Linked DNA regions of Mus musculus: region 2 is linked to region 1. A link is a loop called in an ENCODE intact Hi-C map of the cell type or tissue named here. Cell type or tissue: left cerebral cortex. All regions are shown on one strand. Each heading gives the region's core, and the rest is flanking DNA. Links, peaks and the distances in the headings are about the cores only. Region 1 overlaps Myt1l (myelin transcription factor 1-like). Region 2 overlaps Myt1l (myelin transcription factor 1-like).

Region 1 (2,917 bases), core at 209-2,708:
ATATACTCCATTAACCAAAAGGCCTCGATCATAACATCTCATACCCAACCAGAGGGCACACCTATCGTGATGTCATGCTCACTTAACTAGAGGGGATACCTACCATGATGTCACATCCTCGTTTAAACAGAGGTCACACCTATCATAATGCTACATATTTGCTTTACCAGGGGACACACCTATCATAGCATCATGCTCACATGTTACCAGAGATTTTATCATGACATCATACTTTATACTCCTTAACATAATTCTAAATGTTGATTTAACCCTCTTACTATGTCTTCTTAAAAAGTGTGGGGATGATATAGAGAAAGGATTTTCTAGACACTTATGAATAATTAACCAGGAAGACAATGTCAGTCAGTAACTGTTCCTATTCTCTCTCCAGGTTATGGTTCTATAAAAAGGGTACCACATGGGGCTGTGTAATGGGGCTTGAGTCCCATTGAGGACAAATTCCTATCACAATTGAGGTGTGCTGGCTACTGTCCCATCTTTTTCTAAATCAGAGTTCTCTGACTTTAAGATTATATATTTCAGTATACTGATAGTCATTTTTTTTTCTATGTTAGAGGACATATCTGATACTCTCTGGGTAGGTGTGGCCAGTGGCTGTTCTTAAAGAGGTTCTGTGTTTTCTTGATGATAAATAGGTAGAAAAACAGAAGGCAGAGTGGCCAGGGGTTTCAGACCCCAGTAAGCAGCAGTTAGCTTCCCTGGCAGCAGAGGACTGTGCCCTGGGATCAGAATGGTCTCTGAGAACTTCTGGATGTCCCCTGAATCTGCATGTCTCTCCAGTTAAGCACTATTTAAGACATTTAAAAATTATTTTTCTGTCATGGTTCTTCAAGACCAGTGTTCACAGCCAGAGAGCAATATGTACCACCAAAAATTATTTTCTTTTATTATCACAAAGACAAGACCAGGTTATAGCAAGAAGACCGGGGTGTTTTGTCTCACAATCTAAGAAGCAGAGAGTATGAAATGAGATTACTTATTCCTCATTTCCTTTCTTACTCATATTCCCATTGTAATGAGAAAAAATATACCGATAAAGCGAAGCACTTTGTTTAACAAACTTTACATCCTTAACTATAAAAGCCTAAAATAACCCCCCTACTGCTGTCCATGGCTGCTGTTAGGAAAGCAAGAAGGGCCATCGAACAGTGTCCTTTAAAACCTCCCCTGGCCTGCCAGAAGCACTTCAGTGTTGACAGCCAAGCCATTGCCTCCCCCTAGGGAGCTGAGGGCCGTTTCCATGGAAACCCAGCCCATCTCTTCTGTGGTTTCAAAAACCCAAGCTGTGCACACAGACTGCCTCTGATTGTCCCACGTGGGCCTCCCTTCCTGGGAAGATGTGCTCCTAGAGGGATGGTTACCAGCGTGACAGGAAAAGTGGATTCCACACACCTCCCCCAGGCCCGGAGTGGAGGAGAGGCCTGAGAGGCAGGGCCCTTTTTTAGAGGAATCTTCATCTCCTCACTTGAGGCTGCAGAAAATTGTGGTTTTGAATATTGAAATTTCTTAAGGCTGGGAAATTTTATATGTAAATCTATGAGTTTAAGAAAGCCTTAAAGTCTTGAATAGTCAGATAGGAATAAATGCCTGGGAGGGCAGGTGAAGCAGCCCCAGCTCCCTCTCTCGGCCCAAAGGTGCCACCTGCTGGTAGAGAGTGGCAGGCAGCAAGCGCTTCAGCAGTTAGGAGCTCAAACAGTGCAGGGGGAGAGGAGCAATCAGTGGGCCTGCCCTTCTCTGCTCCTCTCAGAGAGGCTCTCTAGCCCCACAGCTACCGTCCTGGCTGTGAGCAGGCCCACAGCCTCATGGCTAACAGGTGGTCTCACCTGGCCGAGTTCCTGAAAGCAAACCTTCTGCAAAACAATGACAACCCTGAAAGTGAGAAAATTATTTTTTTCTTTTGTGGTAGGAAGAGTGCATCTTGAACCTCTTTCTTACTAGGTGACAAATTATACCTTTGTAAAGGACAGCCTAACACGTAGAACTTGCTGCAAAGGTTTTGTAGGTGGGGGTAGGAGGAGCCAATTATCGTTGTTCTTTCTTGGATATAAGACCTCATTTTCATTTGAGCTTACTCTTGTTAAAGGAATAAACTCTCAATTAACTTTCACTAGGTTTTAAATTAGGAAGAGCTTTAAAATCTCCCTACAGTAGAAAATAAGGCCGAGTGTAGGTCATTGGTGAGTAGGAAACACAGAGTCTCTTGAAACACCTCCAACCAGAACTGTTATTCCTTTCAGTATCTCTCAGGATGGTTTCTCTCAGGTGAGTGCCTCAGCATTGGCAAAATCAACCACTGAACAAGCCTACTGAATCACTTCTCAGGAAATATTCTCTTAGCTATTGAGTGACAGGCCTTATCATCACACAGGACGTGAAGGCTAACACAGTTAATCTGTTCAAACCCAGTCCCCAGTCAGGGATAGAGCTGTTATTGACAAGTAGGTTTCATTCAAACAATCTCAGCCTTATTCTGTAGCCAATGGCTATTTCAAAGGTCCACCTCCTCCTGCGTGGACCTGAGCACTCCACAGACACCTCCACTGCCCTGACATTCAGGTGGCTTTGCTCCTCCCCTAACACAGGCCATAAATTAAACTCTACCCTTACATGTGGTGTGGAAGATATTGACCTCTATCCCTGAGACCGAGATGCACATTCCCTTTCATGGGGCCAGAGGGAAATTAGAAAATTTCTAAACCCTGAAACTTGCTTATGCATCCAAGTGTGGCAATCTGCCATTCGCACATTTGAAACTGGTCCAGTTCCTGTGTGCCCACCTGCTCCTTGGCACTGTGTCATCCAGTCTGGAGAAAGCACATCTGTGAGTGACTAGTCTGCCAGCCACAGTGTACCAGGCTTGTGGGCTAGCCTCATTTTTGTGCACGGGTAGCCTTCC
Region 2 (2,917 bases), core at 226-2,725, 210 kb before region 1:
GCTGGACCTCAAATCCAGGCTTGTCTGATTGGGTCAGGTCTTCCCTTTAGGGTAGTGATTCTCAACCTTCCTCGTGCTGTGACCCCTTCCTCATGCTGTCGTGACCCCCACCCAACCATAACATTATTCTGTTGGTACTTCATAGCTGTAATTTGGCTGCTGTTACTAACTGAAATGTACATAGTTTTGGAGGTCAAGGTTTACCAAAGAGGTTGCAACCCACAGATTGTGAGCCTTTCCTCCAGAGGCTCTCTACGCCAGGCCCGCACATACACGGGAACCACCCAACAATTGACTATGGATTGCAGGGTCCCTAAAACCTTGATCTATATGTTTGTTTTTAAACTCAAAGCACACATGAAGATACTAACTGAAGAACTTTTGGGGTTTTGTCAGGTTTTGTTTTGTTTTGTTTTTTATTAATATGCACAATCATGGGTTTTACTATGGGACGTTCATGCATATTTGTTTTAATATCTTCTCCTACTCACTCCTCCATCTCAACTCTCTCCTGCTGCTTCCTCCCCCATCCTAACCCCCCCCCCCCATGAGTTCTTGTCTTGCGCTTCTATCACTCTCTTTCTCTCCCTTTCTGGAGACTTCTTTCTCCCCTTTCATGGTCTCCCTTCTAGCTCCCCAATCTTGGCCCATACATACATGCTTGCTTTTGTATCAGTTTACCAAGCAAAGGCCCTTGTGCTGCTGTTCCATTTCTGTGTTCCTGAGTTTACACTGGGCAAGCGTGAAGATGCTTCCTTCCTATTCCTTTGTGCTTTCACACACACACACACACACACACACACACACACACACACACACGACTTAGAAACAAAAGGGGTAAGAGCAAGGGTGACTTTATTGCCTTGATTAAGTTTGTTTTATTTTTTTCTTGCTAAATGCACTGTTTTATCAGATGCCTGAATCTACAAGTTCCCTAATTTGCCAGTGGAGCTGCCTGGTCTGACAGGAGCTGTGGGGAGGTAGCACTGTCTGGGTGGCCTCCCACAAGTCAGCACCTTCTTTTGCGGAGTTGTGATCCTCCTTGACCTTTCCGAAGTGTGTGCTTGGAGATGTGTATGCCGGTGACATTAGCCCACGGCTGTCGGCATAAGAAGCACTCCTGTGAGCATCCACCGCTTCGGAGGGTTTCCACAAGAACACAGTAGGCAGAAGAGCATGTCTCCTCTTCATCCTCACGTTTTCCAGTAATTATCAATTCTCGGTCAATATGAGGAAGGAAATTTGCTGCGAAGAAGAGGGGCTGAGTTTCCTTCAGATAGGAAGCACAGTGACTTCATTATAGTCTGAATTAGACGAAAGCCTCAGAGTTTCCAGCAGGGGGCAGTGAACACTCGAAGTGCAGCAGGTGCCCTGAAAACCTGGACTCTAAGCCACGTGGCTCTGCACTGGTAATCTTCACCTAAATGGGCTCCTAAGAGACCCAGAGCTCTGACAAAAGCACAGGCTTTCTTGGAGCCCTCTGGCAAACTGGAGACCCTGTGCTGACTGCAGGGAGCATGGCGTATAAAATAGCTCTCAGGGAAGGACTCCTGGGTGCTCATGGCAGAGTCTCCTCCCTAAACAGTGAATTAGAAAAGCCTTCAGTCAACGAAGCAAAGTGCCTTCCCATGATGTTGCTGTCACAAATCCTTTCCATGGCCTCAATATCAGCAGGGCAGTTTGTCTATTCCCCCTTACCCCTACGTCACAGGATAAACTCAGATCTATTAGCCAAGCTGAAAGTCTCTCTTTTAGTTCTTAGTACAATTTGCCATCCATTTATCTAATGGTGAGCATCCTTATACCCTTCATCTGTGAGTAAACTCTCCCGTGGACCTTTCGGCGGTAAAAGCCATCTTTCATAACAAAGCAATTTCACAGAGATGAGGCAATGTCTGCTGGGATTGTGACTATGCAAAGCTCTGACTGTTGTGCTCCCATTGTTGATGTGCTCTGTGCTCCCAGTGGCCTTTTCACAGAGTCCTCTAAGTAGCCCACGTCATGGTGCTAATAGACTGGTCTCTGTGGGTCTTTATCCCAGGGCTGCATGCAGACTGCAGGCTGTATGGTGGATCATCCTTTGCAGGTGTTAGTGGTTTCATTTATGTAAGGTTACAAAAGTTCGAGGAGGAAAACCCAAACATTATTGCTCTGGTCATGGGCTGTATCAAAAGGTTCCTCAAAGCCATTGCAACACAAATCAGGTCTCTTGAAATGAAGCTTTACAAATATTTAGAGACAATAATATGTTTCACTTTAAAACGCAACTGTCCCTCACTCAGCCTATGTGCTCAACAACAGAGGAGTAGATTAAAAAAATGTGCTATATATGCACAATGGGAATTTCCAGATCTAAAGAAAAAATGAAATTGTCGTTTGTCGAGAGAGAAATGGATATAACCAGAGATAACCATATCAGGTGAATCAAGTTCATCTCAGAAACACAAATGTCATGTTTTCTGTCATTTGTGGTTCCCAGATTTTATAGAGATACATAAAATCAAGTATAAGATGTTATATGAAAGTGGAAGGCAAACTTCCTAGTGAAGCAAAGATGACTCAGGGAGAGGCATGAGAGGAAATGGTAGTATAGGGAGATGTGGGAAGTGTGGTCAACACACATGCGTTTGCATGGAACATCCTATGAGACACAGTAGCATACACAATGTATACGATGAAATCTTAAATGAGTGTGTGTGTGTGTGTGTGTATGCATAGATGCATGTATGTATACATCAACTGTTTCTGTCAGTGCTTCTGATTGGAGTCCTGAACATATTTATGGAAAGAGATCCATGTGCTTCTCTGCCTGAGTTTCTCTTTGAAATTTCAAGAGCAGGATTAGAATGAACAAGGCAGGGAAGAGCTCCATCCACATCAAGAGCTTGTCTCACTCGCTCCTTGGCCCAGAAGTTCA

The links. Hi-C counts contacts between places; a loop is a spot of excess contacts. Peaks named below come from ENCODE experiments on the same cell type or tissue, not always from the same donor. Only the 100,000 strongest peaks of a DNase experiment are listed, where the experiment ranks them.
Region 2: it touches region 1 in a loop (5-fold over the local background); 17 of 42 quality-filtered maps call a loop at or near these places.

Annotation. Positions count from the first base shown.
Region 1 is chr12:29,881,737-29,884,653 of GRCm38, forward strand. All of the region lies in intron 18 of Myt1l (myelin transcription factor 1-like), which reads left to right. Among named protein-coding and RNA genes, the nearest start is that of Gm46346, 32 kb to the right of the region's middle. In left cerebral cortex, for the core only: a CTCF peak has its summit at 1,672 (motif pointing left); DNase peaks (open chromatin) are centred at 1,330 and 1,634; H3K27ac peaks cover 2,399 bases.
Region 2 is chr12:29,674,768-29,677,684 of GRCm38, forward strand. All of the region lies in intron 3 of Myt1l (myelin transcription factor 1-like), which reads left to right. C630031E19Rik (RIKEN cDNA C630031E19 gene) reads right to left here. Exons shown (of 4, transcript NR_046080.1): 4 at 863-2,917. Among named protein-coding and RNA genes, the nearest start is that of C630031E19Rik, 10 kb to the right of the region's middle. In left cerebral cortex, for the core only: CTCF peaks have their summits at 1,338 (motif pointing right) and 1,541; a DNase peak (open chromatin) is centred at 1,352; H3K27ac peaks cover 1,062 bases.